Regions from separate parts of the Homo sapiens genome. Here region 1 is linked to region 2. Evidence: chromatin loops called from intact Hi-C (ENCODE). Cell type or tissue: heart right ventricle. All regions are shown on one strand. Each heading gives the region's core, and the rest is flanking DNA. Links, peaks and the distances in the headings are about the cores only.

What was found. Hi-C counts contacts between places; a loop is a spot of excess contacts. Peaks named below come from ENCODE experiments on the same cell type or tissue, not always from the same donor. Only the 100,000 strongest peaks of a DNase experiment are listed, where the experiment ranks them.
Region 1: a loop joins it to region 2, with 2.7 times the contacts of the local background. A loop is called at or near these places in 2 of 110 quality-filtered maps.

Annotation. Positions count from the first base shown.
Region 1 is chr12:30,818,915-30,827,252 of GRCh38, reverse strand. No RefSeq gene overlaps it. Among named protein-coding and RNA genes, the nearest start is that of LINC00941, 27 kb to the right of the region's middle. In heart right ventricle, for the core only: CTCF peaks have their summits at 3,922 and 4,798; DNase peaks (open chromatin) are centred at 3,995, 4,155 and 4,692; H3K4me3 peaks cover 2,106 bases; H3K27ac peaks cover 1,881 bases.
Region 2 is chr12:29,541,257-29,549,594 of GRCh38, reverse strand. All of the region lies in intron 10 of TMTC1 (transmembrane O-mannosyltransferase targeting cadherins 1), which reads left to right. All of the region lies in intron 5 of LOC105369714 (a long non-coding RNA gene), which reads right to left. Among named protein-coding and RNA genes, the nearest start is that of OVCH1, 48 kb to the right of the region's middle. In heart right ventricle, for the core only: no CTCF peak of the experiment used is centred there; no DNase peak of the experiment used is centred there; H3K4me3 peaks cover 687 bases; H3K27ac peaks cover 2,089 bases.

The DNA.
Region 1 (8,338 bases), core at 218-8,217, 1.3 Mb before region 2:
AGGGAATGGCATCCAAGGAAAACATGTCAGGGAGATTCCCTGGATGGAATCCCTCTCAGCCTGGCTGGCTCTAGCTGAGATAGTGAAATGCAAGATGCCAGTACCAAACGTATTCTTGGTATTTAGGACTACTCACTTAAAGAGTTATCGAAGATCATTCTATTAACCCCAGGCAAGATGAGGTCTAAACCTTGGTTTCCTGAAGTTTTACTCATTTAATTATATATTCCCTACATGGACCTAGGCTTTAAATAATTTTTTTTTTACCCAAAGGCATTCAGCTGCTAATCGAAGTTCATAATCTGCATAAGATGACAAGTGTGACCCAACTGACGTCAAAGAAATGCACTGTTTTGCTTAGCCCAGGTGGCGTTGCCTAAAAAGGTATGATTTCCACTGGGCTTTCCAAAATATTGAACATACCTTAAACTTTTCCTAGATCTCCAGGGACCCAGGAGCCCCAGGTTGGGACCATGATGAGCTGGGATAGGGACGTGGCAAAATGTGGGGACACTGTGTGCGTTATTCTAAAAGATTTCTTTTTTCTTTTATTATTCTTTTTTTTTTACTTATTTTATTTTAAGTTCTGGGATACATGTGCAGAACGTGCAGGTTTGTTACACAGGTACACATGCGCCATGGTGGTTTGCTGCACTCTAAAATATTTCTAACAGTTGATTTCCCCCATCTGTTCTCAGCCTGCTGGTAGGCAAGAAGGTCATCTTTATTTTGTACTCCTCTTTATCCCTTTCTCCGCCCTCCCACCTAGGTGGTGATCTTCCCATTTTCTCCGCCTCTCAGAGCTGGGCTTTCCCCACACAGTGTTGCTCTCTCCTGGGAGCACATCTCGTCAGAGCAGCTGCTGCTGGGGAGCCTCTGCCAGGGTGGGTCGTCAAGGCTGGTCCCTGCCCTCAGGATGCTCAAGAACATGCTGGGACAGAGGACACGATATGTAAATCGTTTGATTACAATACAGTGTAAGACTTAAACTATGGATCAACGACAACCTGAGCTAGAGGCTGATGGGGCATTGTTAATGGCCCAATTAATTGCAAAAATTAAAACAGCAAATACTGGTTTGGTCTAGCTCTGTGAGATGTGCACTGTACTTCTTCACAGACCTTATTTTGCTTGAACCTCACACCAACCCTGTAAGGTGGATTGATAAAGAGGGCATCTGTGTTCTGGTTTATAGAAGATACAGGCATCATCATTCTCTATTATACTGATGAGAAGACCAAGAGTGAGAGAATTCACAGCTACTAGGTGACAGGGCCAGGGCTGAAATGCAGATTATCTTGATTCCACTCAGCCACAGCTTTCTGAAGTTAGAGGAGAAGCAGGCCACATTGCACTGAGATAACATAAAATATATTTTGAGATGGTTGAGACTCATGCCAGGTCTGATGAGGTAGGATTGAGATGGGTGAAAATGATGGCATGTGAATCCCAGGTGGGTGGAACTAGCTGGAAACAACAGCTGCAAAGCAGTGGTTGCTCAGAAGCAGGGGCCTGCCTTGCCTGGCGCCAACCACTCCCAACAACTCCCACTGTTTGTGTGTCCACAGGCATTTTCAGCGGTGGGCCTGAGCCCTCTTCTTCAGAGAAGCCATTCCCCTGCCTCATTCCCAGGCCATTCTCCACCACCCCTGCCATAGCCCCCAGCCCAGGCAGGCCCTGCAGCTGATTCCCACCCTGTGCGGGAGGTGGCTGAGTCCAGCAAGGACCTCACCAGCAGTGTCCTGTCCAACCACTGCAGCTCCTGTGCTGAAGACACCACCCCCTGGCACAGGGTTGGCAGCACAAACCAAAGAGCCCGGCCTATCTTCTCCATGGTGGGCAGCCAGGCTGGGACCCTAGGAGGCAATTCCATGCCAGTGCCAGCAGCCTGGTGAAGTGGTACATGACTCCCCATCACACAGCAGACAGGGGAGGGAGAGGCCATGGGCAGCAAGGGGACTTGGCATGCGGAGCTGAGAAGGGAGAACCTGGCTCTTTCCAAACTGATGGTATGTCAAGCCTCTGAGCCAGAAAGACCCTCCCTTCCCTCTCAGGGCTATAGAAGGATGGCTGGCTTGGGAAAATATGACCACACAAGATGTTACTGGCTCTCTTGAGGCTGGGCCTGATACAGGCAGAGAAAGAAGCTACTGAGAAAAGTATCCCTACCATAGGCCGGTAAACCTCGAGAAAGGCCTCGAGGCTCCATCGTATGAGCCAGCCATGTGCTGTGATTGCACAAGATGGAAATGTGATTTTGGACTGTATTTATGCACAGAGAAGGTCAGGATCTGTGGTGCTCAATGCTGACTGCTCATAAGAATCACCTGTGGTGCTTTGGAAATCCATGACAAGTGAAACTGATATTTTTAAAAGCCCTTTGATGATTCTAACGCACAGCCAGCTTGAGAGCCGCTTGTCTAGCTAGAACAAGAGAGCTTTCAGTTCCACTGTACTCTGCCTGGTGAGAGCATCTAGAGCATCCTGGCACCATATTTTAAGGGACCTTCAACAAATTGGAACAAACCCAAAAGAGGATGATCAGGATGGCAAGGTCCCTAGGAACCATTTCATAGGAGAACTGGTTGAAGGAATTAGGTAAACCAGGAAAGGAGATGACTTCAGAGGCTGTGCTGGGCATCTCACACCTGCAATGGGAGGCATGGGGAAAGGGTCACGCTCCTGGAGCAACTAGCTCAACGGACAGGCGGGGACATTTCAGCTGACATGAGGAAGACATTCCCAACTGAGCTCTCCCAAAATGAGGGGGCATTTCCTAAAAAGTAGCGAGCCTCCCATCACTAGACATATACAAGCAGAGATGGTGCCCATCAGTCATCAGGCTGTCATGCAGGAGATGGGGAGTTAAACCAGATGGCTTCGAAGGTCCCTTGAAACTCCAAAACTCTGATGCTTTATGTGGCCTTGTTATCCTTTATTCATTTCACAGATCTCTCCTGAGCACCTACCATGTGCAGGTGCTGTTCTAGGTGCGGGGACACAGCTGAGAAACAGAGCCTCCGCACTAGTGACTCACATTGTGGTGAGGGGAGACAGATAATAAATAAACACGTATGCAACGGGTCAGGAAGGGGCAGGAGCTCCAAAGTAAAATTAGGCAGCGTCAGGAGAGAGTGATGTGGGTTGGGAGAAAGACGAATAGACACCCGGGAGGAGCTGTGCGAGGTGCGCTCTGTGGCTTCCTCCCATCCTTTGTCTCAGGAGCTTGTTTTCCCGTAGCCAGGCATAAAGCTGCCAACAGGGAGGATGGAGAAGTTTTAGGCGTCGCCTGCTGGCCCTTCCGAGCAGGTGCGTGCACGGTGTTTCCATGCATACTTCTGGATCCTCACCCCAGGAAATACAGCCAGCTGGCTATGGGCAGTGGGCTCGGGGCTACAGTTTCAGCAGGGAGAATGAAGGTTTCTTGGGAGGAATAATACGAAAGGCATCAGAGAGAAGAGAAGGGCAGGCTGGGGTAGGCCTAGGAAGCAGCAGGGCAGGCTTCCCCGTCCCTCTGTGAGCCAAGTCTTTGTTTGATGATGGCTTTTAATACCCAAGGCAAAACTTCTCTTCTCCGGCCTACACATCCCTAATCCTTCGGTTGATGCTCCCTCTCTGCTCATTTCCTACAAGCACCCCTCACAACCCCTCACACATGCGCACACACACGCACGCACACACACATGCACTGGCCCGCGAAGTTCCGCGTCAAAAGCCCCTTACTGCCACCCTCTAGAGGAGTCGAGCTCCAGTGATAATGTTCCTTTGATTCTTCATGGCCTCCAACCCCGCCCCCTAGGTTTTGATTTCAGGACTGGGGCAATTTGCTGAAGACCCGGAGTTCACAGAGGTCTCAACCCAGAAGCTGGCCTCCGCCTGTGACAGCACAGGAGACGAGGTGGAGTGCGAGGCCCACAGCGTCCTCAGCGGGGCGCCCCGCGGAGCCCTGCAGAGGCCCTCTTGCCTTTAGTGAACTGCGGGGACCTGGCCAATGCCGGCAGGGGCCAGCGCAGAAAAGCCTGGGAGATGCGCGTCCAGGGCCGCGAGTGCAGGGAAGCTGCGGGACCGCAGAGTCCGCTCGGCAGCCGGTAGTCAGGGCGCCGGGGCGTTAGGCTTCAGATTTACTTCAATGTTCCTAATGGGCTTGCTTCAGAAGTGCTCACTGTTCTCGCCACCTGAGGAACCGCATTTTCATGTATTTGTATTGGGACAAGACGCGGAGTCCGGTGTGTAAAGGGCCTGCTTTGAGGGAAGAAAGGCCGCAGCCCAGGGTGAGTTCGCAGAGACGGCGGGTGAGGAGGAGGCGGGAGATCAGGGACGAAGGGGAGGGCAGAGGCCCCTGCCTGCTCCTGGCACTGCAGGCCCTGCGCCGCGAACCTGCGGCCGCCTCTGGGGAGAGAGGAGCCCGGCTTCCTGCGGCGCTCACCAAAAGGACCCGAGAGCAAACGGGTGTCTTTCAACTCAGCTTGTAATAAAAGCATTTGCACATATCCTGTATGAGCCTCCCTGTCTCCAGAGAAACAGGGCCTGTGGATTTGGAGAAGGGAGCGGGGCAGGACTTCTCGCGAGGACCCCAGCCCAGCCCACAGAGGGAGGGCGAAGCAGCCGGAGCCGCGGAGCTCCGGGAAACAGGCGTGGGAGCCGGGGCCCAGGGCAGCAGTGCAGCTCACCCCAGACCCGGGCACAGCGGCGGCTGCCCGGCCACCTCCGCCCGCCCGCGACGGGATCACTTGACCTACACCCAGCACGCGGAGCTCCAGCCCAGCAGCTGGGCAGGCAGCCGAGAAAGGAGCTGGCGCCGCCCACAGGGAAAGGGCACCAGCGCCCACCAAATGAAGATGTGCTGAGCTTCTGTGGAGCGCTCTTTTGTTTTGTGGTTTGACACTTTTCTTGCAGTTTTCATTTTTTGATTTGTTTTGGGCTTTTTTTTTTTTTTTTTTTTTTTTTGGTTTTTATTTTCCCAGAGGAGAGGAGAGGAAGGAGAGTGTTTACAAAGTCCTGTAGCCACCCACTTTGTTTTCACTTTTGCCAGTGTAACTCGGGTTTGGTTTTCTTGTATTATTTAAATGGTTGTGGTTTCCTTTACCCAGGTAGGGTTCAATAGAAGCCTTTGTTGGAGAATTATACTAAGTATTGTGTATGCCCAATAATTTGTTATAAATCCCTTAAGTAGTAATCCTTTTTTTTTTTCCTGGCTTGGTTTAGTTTTCTAATGTAAAGGTAATTGGCAATGCACTTGATATATCTTGCACAATATAGGTAATTGAGTTGGGTTCCATTTTACCCTGGGTGTATAGGTAGGTGTGGGAGGGAGGAGCATGGGTGAGAGAGTCTTTGTGTGTGTTACACATGTGTGTATGTAGTAGGTTGTGTACATATGTCCAAATGTGTATGCACCCATATCGTGTGCCCATGGCACCTGTGAGTACACAATCCCCCTATTCTGGTTTAATTGTGCGGAGATCTAAATCTGGGACCGTTTGAATACAAAAACAGACCACTGTCTCTACTTCTAAGGTGGTAATCCATAACTCTTTGCATTTCTGTCCCACAAGATAATGCAAAAACAATGCAATAATATTCATTTTAAAATATAGTTGTGAGTTCCCTTGGCATTAAAACTATATTTTAAAAAAACACAGAGAAATTTAAGGGAAAAACTCAAGAAGGCATTTTGCTTCGATACATCTCATGTAATTTTTTATTACTTTGCTAATGTTTCTGTTGAAGAAACTTAAATTCAGGTCAGTTTCAGTATTTTTCAAATTTTTTTTAATGGAGTTACAATTGTGCCAAGTGAATATAATGATTATATTTTAATTCACTTCTTGTGTAATTTGCTGCATGTAAATCATTTTGTATTTGGAGTGTGACAAGGGTTACTTCTGAACACTTAAGTGCTTTTCTCTATGTGATTGAGGGAAAGGGAATGATTTTTCTTTTAATTTGTATGATGAGCAAAGGTATTGTTGCAGTCTCACTGATGCATCTTATTGTAGCAGTTTCTCATTGTTTGAACTAGTACCCAGGGTTCTTTGTCCTACATCCAAGAAGGTTAAGGAATGTGGATACAAGGATGAGGTTGGAGCAAAAGTTTAATAAGCTAAAGAAGAAAGCTCTCCGCAGCAGAGGGGAGTCCGAGTGGATTGCCAGGTTGCAGCTGATTGCAGTAAACTTCTATAAGCAACTGCTCTCCTCCCTGTAACTGTTTTAGTAACTTTTTACCAGTAAAGCTGTCCGTGCAATTCCCCTTATGCAGCTGTAGGTATGTCTTTAGGCAGGCACAAAGCGCCACTTCTCTTATTTATATAACTGTGGGTTTGTTTTAGGTAAGTCCCCCTCCTCCCTGTGCCAGTTTCTGTGGAGCCCACCGTGTATATGCCTGAAAAGGGGAAGAAACTTTTTCCTGGGAGTTTGCTAATTATACAAAGAACAATGGGCTTCTCTGCAGGACCCTGTCTGCTTATCTGTGTGCATGTGCAGCCTGAGGTTTTACCCATGTTTGTTTTTGTTTGTTTGTTTTGTGTGTGTGTGTGTGTGTGTGTGTGTGAGTGTGTTTTCCTGTTGCTCTGACTTTTGAGGCAGGCTGCTTTTGCAGTCCAAGTATTCCCCAACTGATTTTTCCCTTTCCTTCTCCCTCATTATTCTGGTATCTGTAAGTCATTATTCTGGTATCTGCAAACAAGTTAGGACATTGCTGTTTTGAATATCTTGTGTTTGCTTCCATTTCCCTCAATTTTTCTAAAATCATGTGATAGGTATATTTGTACCACGTCTTACTTTGTGAAACCAAGACCTGTTTTATTCTTTCTGTTGTTTTTTGAGATGGAGTTTCACTCTTGTTGCCCAGGCTGGAGTGCAATGGCGTGATCTTGGTTCACTGCAACCTCCACCTCCCAGGTTCAAGAGATTCTCCTGCCTCAGCCTCCCGAGCAGCTGGGATTACAGGTGCCCACGACCATGCCCAGCTAATTTTTGTATTTTTAGTAGAGACTGGGTTTCACCATGTTGACCAGGCTGATCTCAAACTCCTGACCTCAGGTGATCTGCCTATCTTGGCCTCCCAAAGTGCTGGGATTACAGACATGAGCCACCATGCCCTGCCTGACGTGTTTTATTCTTGTCTTCACTCTATCCACTCGTTTTGGGTTCTTTGGCTTCATACTTCTCCAAGAACAATGCTTCACTGTGAGGTGTAGGGAGGCATTCTGACCAGCCTCTGTGTCCCTGAGCTGGCATCAGAATCCTCCACAGAAGAGGTGGCTGACCTTCTCTTTATTGCCACAGCATGGACTTCTGTCATTGGTTTCCTGGGGAAAATGTGCACTGACTGAGAGTATGGAAGTAGTCTCAGGCTGGCTGGAGGGAGGGGCCTCCTCACTCCAAGCCTCTGCTCTACTCAAACGCAGACATCAGGGGCTCAAGAAGGGAAACTGGGTGAAACCATTGTTCATCCAAAAATCAACTCTGTCATGCTCATTTCTCTATCCTTTCCTCACTTTAGACCAGGCTTTCCTCCAGCTGCCATGGAGGGGACCAGGACAAGGGAGGAGGCAGCAAGCAGGAGCTCACAGTGGTGGAAACAAATTTTGTGGGGGCAACTCTTATGCTAGTTTGCATCTCCCTAGAACATTGCCCTATGGTGTTGTGTCCTTCAAATGTATTTTGACAATGATGGTTGAAAAGCAACTGCTTTGGGGAAAATAGGACCCAACTATTCACCCTGAATTGGCTCATTGAATCTCTTGTAGTCCCAGTGTTCAGCCCCTCTTGGCACTTGTATCAGCAAGCTAGAAATTAAAATAGACCATCATCCATTCCTCAATGACGATGAGTTGTGCTTTCATGGACTGATTCATGAAAAAGTGGAGAAAGTGTCAGTAACTCCCAGATTAACTGTTTCTAGAGTCTAGAAACAAGAGTCTTTGTGGTTCTCCAAGTTCAGCCCATCTAGATTTTCTTGGTTCCTTTTCATTGCCATAAAGGTCTTCTAGAAATTGACTTTAGGTAACATCCTTTTTCTAGTTTCCCAAGGTTTCTACCACTGCGCTGCTAAGATTCTAGTTATGATGGTGATGGGGGCCCTTTTGAACTGACAACTGGTTCTTGCTGTATATTTGGCCCCTAGATGGAAATTTGGAGTTTTGACAGACCCAACACACACACACTCTCTCTCTCTTTCTCTCTCTCTCTCTCTCTCTCTATCTTTCTCTCTCTCAAAAGTTTTCTGCTGCCTTCTCTTTTGAATTTTTCATTCCCAGGTCTCACTGGACAGTGGCATGGGCTATGGGGTGGGCTCCTGCCCACAACTCCCAGGGTCCTGCCAGTTATGATCCCC
Region 2 (8,338 bases), core at 79-8,078:
CCTCCTTCATGAGGCTAGTGTTTATACCTGTGTTTGTGTGTTTTTTTTTAAATTGAGGCATAACTAACATGTATTAAAATGCACAAATCTTAAGTCTTCAGTGCAATGAGTTTTGACAATTTTATGTGCTCTTATAATTATTCCCAAAATAACGTAGACAATTTCCATCACCCCAGAAAGACCTTCCATACCTCCTTCCAGTAAGTTTCCACCTCCCCTGAGGCAATCACTGTTCTGATTTTATTTTTTTTACGATAAGTTAGTTTGGCCTAGAACTTTATTTTAAAGTGATAATTTGGTATGTATTTTTGGCATCTGGATATTTTCATTTAGCACAATTTTTTAGTCTTATCCATGTTGTTACATATTACTTTTTATTGCTGAGTAGTATTCTATTGAAATTAATCTTAGATAATTTGTTTATCCATTTACTGTGGGTGGATACTTGTTTGTTTACAGGTATGGGTTATTACGAATAAAGCTGTTGTGAATATTCACTTCCCAATCTTTGTATGTTCATTTTTCTTGGGTAAATATATATTTATTTATATAAATAATATATAAATATATAACATATAATATATAATATATAATTTATATATTTAATTTAATTTATATATTTAATTTATTTAAATATGTCATACATATTATATATTATTTACATATTATATAATATGTAAATAAATATATTAATAATTATATATTGTATATTAATTTTATATAATTTATATATTTATATATTATATATTTTAGATAAGTGATATAATCAAGCAATATATAACCTTTATACTTATATATTTATATGTAATATATAAATATATAAATATAGGTGTAGAATTTGGGTGTTTCTTTAATGTTTTCAGAAATTACTGTATTAGTCTGTTCTCATATTGCTAATAAAGACATACCTGAGACTGGGTAATTTATGAAGAAAAAGAGGTTTAATGGATTCACAGTTTCACATGGTTGGGGAGGCCTCACCATTATGGTGCAAGGTGAAGCAGGAGCAAAGACACATCTTACATGGCAGCAGGCAAGAGAGTGTGTGCAGGGGAACTGTACTTTATAAAACCATCAGATCTCCATGAGACTTATTCACTATCAGGGCAACAACATGGGGAAAACCTGCCCCCATGATCCAATTACTTCCCACCGGGTCCCTCTCACAACATGTGGGGATTATGGGAGCTGCAATTCAAGATGAGATTTGGGTGGGGACACAGCCAAACCATATCAATTGACAAACAGTTCTCCAAAATAATTGTGCCATTTTTCACTCCATCAGCAATGGGGAAAGATTCATTTGCTCCATATCCTTTTGAACATTTGGTGCTGTGTTTTAGCCATTAGTGGTCATTAATGTAGAATCCACATGTGTTCCTGATTCTATTTCTCTCCTCTTCTATTACCACAGGCTCTCTCTTAGGTCTTCAAATTCTCTCCAGTCCACAACTTCAGCATGCCCCAGATCCCCCTAGGGAATCTTTCTCAGTTGAGGCGCTCCCTCCAGTTGTTGTCTTCACTCTTTGCTTTTGATCAAATTGGCAAGAAGAATGGTTAGCGCCTGGTGCTTCTCCTTTGCACCTGTTCACACAGCTGTCTAGTGCATTCACTGCTCTGCCAGCTTTTACTCCCTTAGTTTCTCTGCAGTGAAGAATATGACACTGTTGATCTCCTTCTGATTTTGAAGCTCTTTATTTCATTGCTTCTATCACAGTGCATTATTTTGCTCTTCCAAATCCAACATCTGCTCTTCTTCGACCCTTCCTATAAATTTAGGGACAGCTAAGAAATTCACTTCATATCCATTGCGTACACACATAGAGTCCAAATGTCTTAGCATTCAGGGCTTTCCATAATCCTGCCACTTTCCTCCTTATTCTTCACTCCTCTCCCATATTGTGTAAACCCAGACCCCAGCCAGATTGGCCATTTGTCAATGTATGAGAAATACTAACCTGCCAGGTTACATTTTAGAGACTGTGACTGAGGTTTTAAATAGAGAACTTTCCTAGTTCATTTAAAATGTGGTTTCATTTACATTTTTATCATTTCATGGTCAGTGGCTGTCCAAAATTAAGTTACTGGGAAATAACGAGAATGTCTATGTACTTACTCAAGATTTGGCAGTTGTTTGTATGTAAACAGATTGCTAATGATTAAACTATTTTTGTGAGTCCCTCTCCCCTACTGCAACTCCACTCATTTATACTGTGATTACTAATGAGTTGAGGTTGCGTTGTTTTAAATCCATCATGTGCTTTGCAAGGAATCTTCTCTCAATCTTTCCTTTTCCTTTTGTAATGACTGCAGTAAACACCGCGGAGACCTGAAGACAGAGCTGCCCAGGAAGTGCTGGGTGGGAGCAAGCTTTGAGGAATCCCCTGGTTTTTGTTTACATTCTCTTGAAGGAGTTGGAATGTCATCATTTTCCTTCATTGCATAAATATTTCTAACAGAGGATAATTAAACAGGCCAGACTGCTTTGTCAAGTGCAAGAGTTTCAGTAGTCTCCCTTGTCCTGAAAATCATTTTCCCACCCCATTCACCCTTTACAATCTTTCCCGGAATCCTTTGTTATCTTGTCCCCTTGAGCTCCTGTGCTGCCTGAAAGACTTGGGATGACTCAAGATATAGGTGAAAAAGGAATAATTTTTGGAATAACTCAAGGTGAAAGAGGAATTTTTTTTTTAAGAGAAAAGGACTCACTATGTTGCCCAGGCTGGAGTTCAGTGGCTATTCACAGGTGCGATCATAGCACACAACAGCTTCAAACTTCCAAACTCCTGGGCTGAAGCGATCCTCCTGCCTCAGCCTCCCGAGTAGCTGGGACTAGTCTGATTCAATTAAAAGAATAAGAGAAATGTGGATAATCATTGAAAATTTCTTTCTGCATACATTTGTCTTACTTTAGGGTACCAAGTGCCTGAACATTTTTTCTAAAGCCCAGTAGGAGATCAACTTTACCCAGACAATTAAATTTGGCATATAGGCTGTTAGACATAATCAAAAGGCTTTTAAATCTAAAAATGCTCTGTGTAGGCCAGGAAGAGAAATAGGAAGGACAGAAAGAGGAATATGCATGTTCCACCCCTGTCTGTGGCCTGCAGGGTCTGTCCCAGGAAGCATGAAATAAGGCCCCTTCCCTTCTTGGTGACTCCTTAGCAATTCTGCCAACCTCCCTCCCATTTGTACCCTCCTGATATAGGGCCCAGTTCCCTTAGTTTGGTGTTTTCATGCCTTGCCTCTTGTCTGCCGGCCAGCATAGCAGGGCTCTCTTCCCTCAGCTTTCTGGCCACCCTCCTCCTGCAAGTGACAGGGACAACAGTAACTGGCACTTAAATGGCACTCTGCTCAGCACTTCTCATGTCTCATGAGCCTGCCCACACCAGTTGTCTAGGACAAGCCCATCACTCTCCCATTACAGACTGAGAATCACGTGAGGAGAGAGCCCAGGGCCAGGAAACTGATGCCAGTGCTTTCTGCCACATCATGCTGCCTCACTACCACCTCCTGTGTGTTCTCCTCAAGACTAGCAGCTGGGAGAGCTTAGTGAGTTTGAGTCTCAGTTCTACTGCAAAATTACATGTGACCTTGGGAAAAGGATTTTACCTTGCAGTGCCTCCAACTGCTCGTGTATAAAGTGCAAATAATACTAGTAACTACATCTTTCATGAGTACTAAATACAATAATGCGTGTAAGTCCTCAACATAGGCCCTATTACCCAATGAAGATGAAATAAGCTTTAACTATTATTAATTATCATCAGCCCAGGGACATAATTTCTCACTTTCAATTTGAAACTCAGGTCCTTGGTATAAAATATGCAATGAATCAGAAGTAGATAATGCATTTTCTACCCCTGCAGTTGAACAGCTCGGGGAAATTTAAACTTTGCTGAGGCTTAGTTTCTATCCGTGTGTGTGTGTGTGTGTGTGTGTGTGTGTGTGTGTGTGTGTGTGTGACAGAGTCTTGCTCTGTTGCCCAGACTGGAGTGCAGTGGGCTGATCTCAGCTCACTGCAACCTCCAGGTTTTAGTGATTCTCCTGCCTCAGCCTCCTGAGTAGCTGGGACTACAGGCATGAGCCACTATGCTTGGCTAATTTTTGTATTTTTAATAGAGACAGGGTTTCACCATGTTAGCCAGGCTGGTCTCGAACTCCTGACCTCAAATGATCCGTCTTCCTCAGCCTCCCAAAATGCTGGGATTATAGGCGTGAGCCATTGTGCCCGGCCTCCATCTCTTTAAAACAAAGGGTGAGAACAAGTGATCTCATAGAATTATCCAGCTGCAAGAATCTGTGGTTTTAACTACAACTACAGGTTTCTGGTCTTTTAACTGAGAAGTAAAAGAAAAAGAAGACCAGAGAAGAACTTGAAAGTCCCTTTTCTCTCCAGAGGAAGTACTTGCATTGTAATAGCATCCTGCCTCTGCTGAAAAAAAAAAACCCATCTGTGAGGCTTCTGGTAGAAATTTGAGCTGGGAATCTTGCTGGAGAGGAGAAAGGAGCAAGTGGAGTTAGCATTTATTGCCTCCTACTATGTGCCAGACACTCGGCTAAGCATATCACTCATGTTCTTTTACTCCACTCTTACAGGAACCTAGAGAGGTAGAGATTATTTAATAATAAGCACATTTCTCTTTGGCCACTGGGGCTCCTAGAGATGAAGCATCTAACACATCATTCAACTGGTGAGGGCAGAGCTGAGATTTAGACCACCCCAAGCCTGAGCCTAAACCCAGGAACACGCATTAAACTGCATCATCAAAGCATCCTTTTAGCTATGGGGCAAATGAATCCTGACTAAATTAAGTTATTCTCAGCTGCCTTCCCTTTTAGGTCCCTACCTGGGAGCATTGTTTTACACTTTCCCTTAATCTTGAAAGGATTTAGCATATATATTTGCATACACTTTGAAGTGAAACTGGCTTGGGACTAGTTTATCCCAGCCCGCCCCCATGCGCAGAACCAGCCCTGCAGATGCAGAGGAAGGCACAGTGGGGCAGGTGTTCCACTGCCTGGGTGCAGAGCAGTGACCTCATCTGGATGACGATAGACACCAAGAGTCGTTCCAAAGAAACAAAGGAGAGGAACTCAGGACTAACATTTCCTCAGGACCTACTCTGTGCCATCCCCAGTGTGAGGTGTGTGTGTGAGCTGCATCTCCATTTCTGCTGCCCTGTGACTCCATCTTACCATTTCTCAGTTTCCAGGTGGGAGAAGGGTAGGATGGGGGGTGGGAGGGAGGCAAGTGGCCTATTCTCTGAATGTTAACTGTTAGGCCAGTGCCACTTTTGCGCCACTCTGTCTAATGAGTTTGACTGTGAATTGACTTTTTTTTTTTTTTTTGAGATGGAGTTTTGCTTCTGTTGCCCAGGCTGGAGTGCAGTGGCATGATCTCAGCTCACTGCAACCTCTGCCTCTGGGTTCAAGTGATTCTCCTGCCTCAGCCTCCCGAGTAGCTGGGATTACAGGCGCCACCACCACGCCCAGCTAATTTTTGTATTTTTAGTAGAGATGGGGTTTCACCATGTTGGCCAGGCTGGTCTCAAACTCCTGACCTCAGGTGATCTGCCCACCTTGGCCTCCCAAAGTATTGAGATTACAGGCATGAGCCACTGCACCTGGCGAAAATATTTTTTAAAATTCTTTTAACCACATAATATGAATCTGTGTCCTCCACACAGTTCCACGTGGCTTCTGTAGAAAGTCAAGCAGAAAAATTAGGGTGAACCCCTAGTAAACTAGATGCTATATTTCCATTACATTTCCCAGGTGTGCTCAGTAAACTTGAATCTAAAGGAAGCTACATAGAATATAATCTGATTTTCTTTTCTTTCTGTACAGGAAAGATAGTAGAGCTACAGAAACATGTGTGCTCTGTAAAGATCATCTCAGTCAGACGTTTACAATTTGACTTTCACAATTCAGTTTTTTAGAAGAGCTGGTAAAGTCAGTATGCCAAAAAAAACCATGATCTTTTTCATTTGTTGGGAACATCAATTTTGAATCCAACAACAACAGACACCCCGACAAAGGAATAGTAATTAAGAGGTCTGCCCAGCATTCCAAGTTCACACTGTGGTTAATGGGAAATTTTACTGCCACCAAGAGGGTCGCCAAATCCATTTATTTCTGTTACTGGCATTTCCTACGTTCTCCCCAAATGTCAATACTTTTTCAAAGCAAGCATCTACTTTCAGTTTAAATGAATATGTCATGAGACTTTAGACAGGAATCCAAAAAGTTCTCTAAATTGACAAACTTACCCAGTACTTAATTACTAAAAGAAAAATGTGGCGAAACCTTGTTTGCTTTTGCTAAATATCTGTCACTGACATGGAGCCATGAAAGTGACACGATGCAAATGTTTTTACTTAACACACAGGAAAAACAGTCCCAATGCTGTGTAACCAAAGGGAAAATTCCCTGTGAAACTACAAGTGTTTAATGGCAAAATTCGTACATTCTAAACAAGATCTAATTTCTACTTAATGTTTCTCTTATGAAATTAATGATGATGTCACTGGTCCCAGGAACACATTCTCGGGAATTTTTTAGCCTTTTGGAAGCTCCCGGGGGAAACATGAGAGAGTTGAGTTTTGCTGCAAAATATTAGGAGATTTTTATTTTTGTTATGATGGATAACACAGGAGCTAAGACTTGGATATGCAATCAAGGATATTCACAATACAGCCCCTATGAGAGAGAAAACTGCCTCTTTTCATTGCAGTATTACCCCAGAGTTCTACTCTGCCCAACCCCATCCTGCCACATTTCCTGGTATCCAGGAGTATCTTTCATGGGGCAAATTAACCAGCCAGTGCCACCTTTCTCTTTTGGTCAGATTGTCCCAGGGAAGTCTTCTTTATCCTGTCTTTTTAGCTTTCAGCATCCTATTATATTTAGCCTCCTCTGCAGGATCAATTGATCCATGCTAAGCAGAATCACCTGAGAGGCTTAGAATCCTAATGATTCCTGGGCCCCACCAAGACCTGCTGAATCTTATCAGTCCTGGCATTCTGCACTTTACCAAACACCTGGAGAGTTTTACGCACCAGAATTTCAGAAGTGTTGATTTAAGAGAGAAGTAAAGACAAAATATTTTAGATCACGGAGGATTATTATCAGTCGTCAGCTGGTGATGCTGTTTAGCAGTTAAGGAAATTCCAGATGCTGCAGGGCAATAATATTGCCAAATTCTGGAGCAGTTTTACGCTTACCTGCACTTTTTACCTATGCAGGGATCCCCAAGAGTTCCATCAGTGCCGGTTGAACCCTCTACCAGAAGCTCTGAGAGTCCTTGTTGTTCTTGGTGTCTTTAGTATCACATGAGTTCTTAAAGGGATTCAGAGTTTTCTGTGACTCCAAAATCAAAGTGTGTCTGTGCCTGATTGGACAGGATATATACTGATGTTCGATTTTATCTATTTTTCACCAATTATGGGCTAGTTAACTCTGGCCTTTCAATATAACTCAGAGAAATGACCCATGGACTTGGTCAGTTCAGAGAAGAAAAGTTATTTTAATATTTTTCCCCTTTGAAATTGACTTGTCAATTCGGTCTAAATGGCTAAATTAATACAATGCTATGAATTTAGGTATGATAATTATTAGATTAAAAATCTATTGTGGGGCCAGGTGAGGTGGCTCATGCCTGTAATCCCAGTACTTTGGGAGGCCGAGGCAGGCGGATCACGAGGTCAAGAGATTGAGATCATCCTGGCCAACATGGTGAAACACCGTCTCTCCTAAAAATACAAAAGTTAGCTGGGCGTGGTGGTGTGTGCCTGTAATCCCAGCTACTTGGGTGACTGAGGCAGGAGAATTGCTTGAACCTGGGAGGCGGAGGTTGCAGTGAGCTGAGATTGCTCCACTGCACTCCAGCCTGGGCGACAGAGCAAGACTCTGTCTCAAAAAAAAAAAAAAAAAAAAGCAACAGTGAAAAACTATTGTGGTATCAGAAACAAAGAAAAATTTCTCTGATGTGTAACCCAAGCTTTTTATGAATGGTTTGAAATGTGGAAGGATATTATTTAGGAGAGACTATATCAAAAATGGCACATTCTCCTTGGTTTTAAAAATTAAGAAAAGAATAGGTTTCAATGGGTGATTTTTAGAAACATTAAATGAGTTAATAATAAAAGCCAAAACATAGACAGTACCTACCAAGTGCCTGAGATGCATGGGGGTCAGATAATTTGCCTAAGGAAACACAGCTAGTAAGTGGTAGATGTAGAGTGAGACGCCAGTCCTTCTGGTTTTTAAGTCTGTGCTTTTAACTACCATATAGTGGTAAGGTGGATAGGCGGCTTAGCAGTGTGCTTGGTAAGGA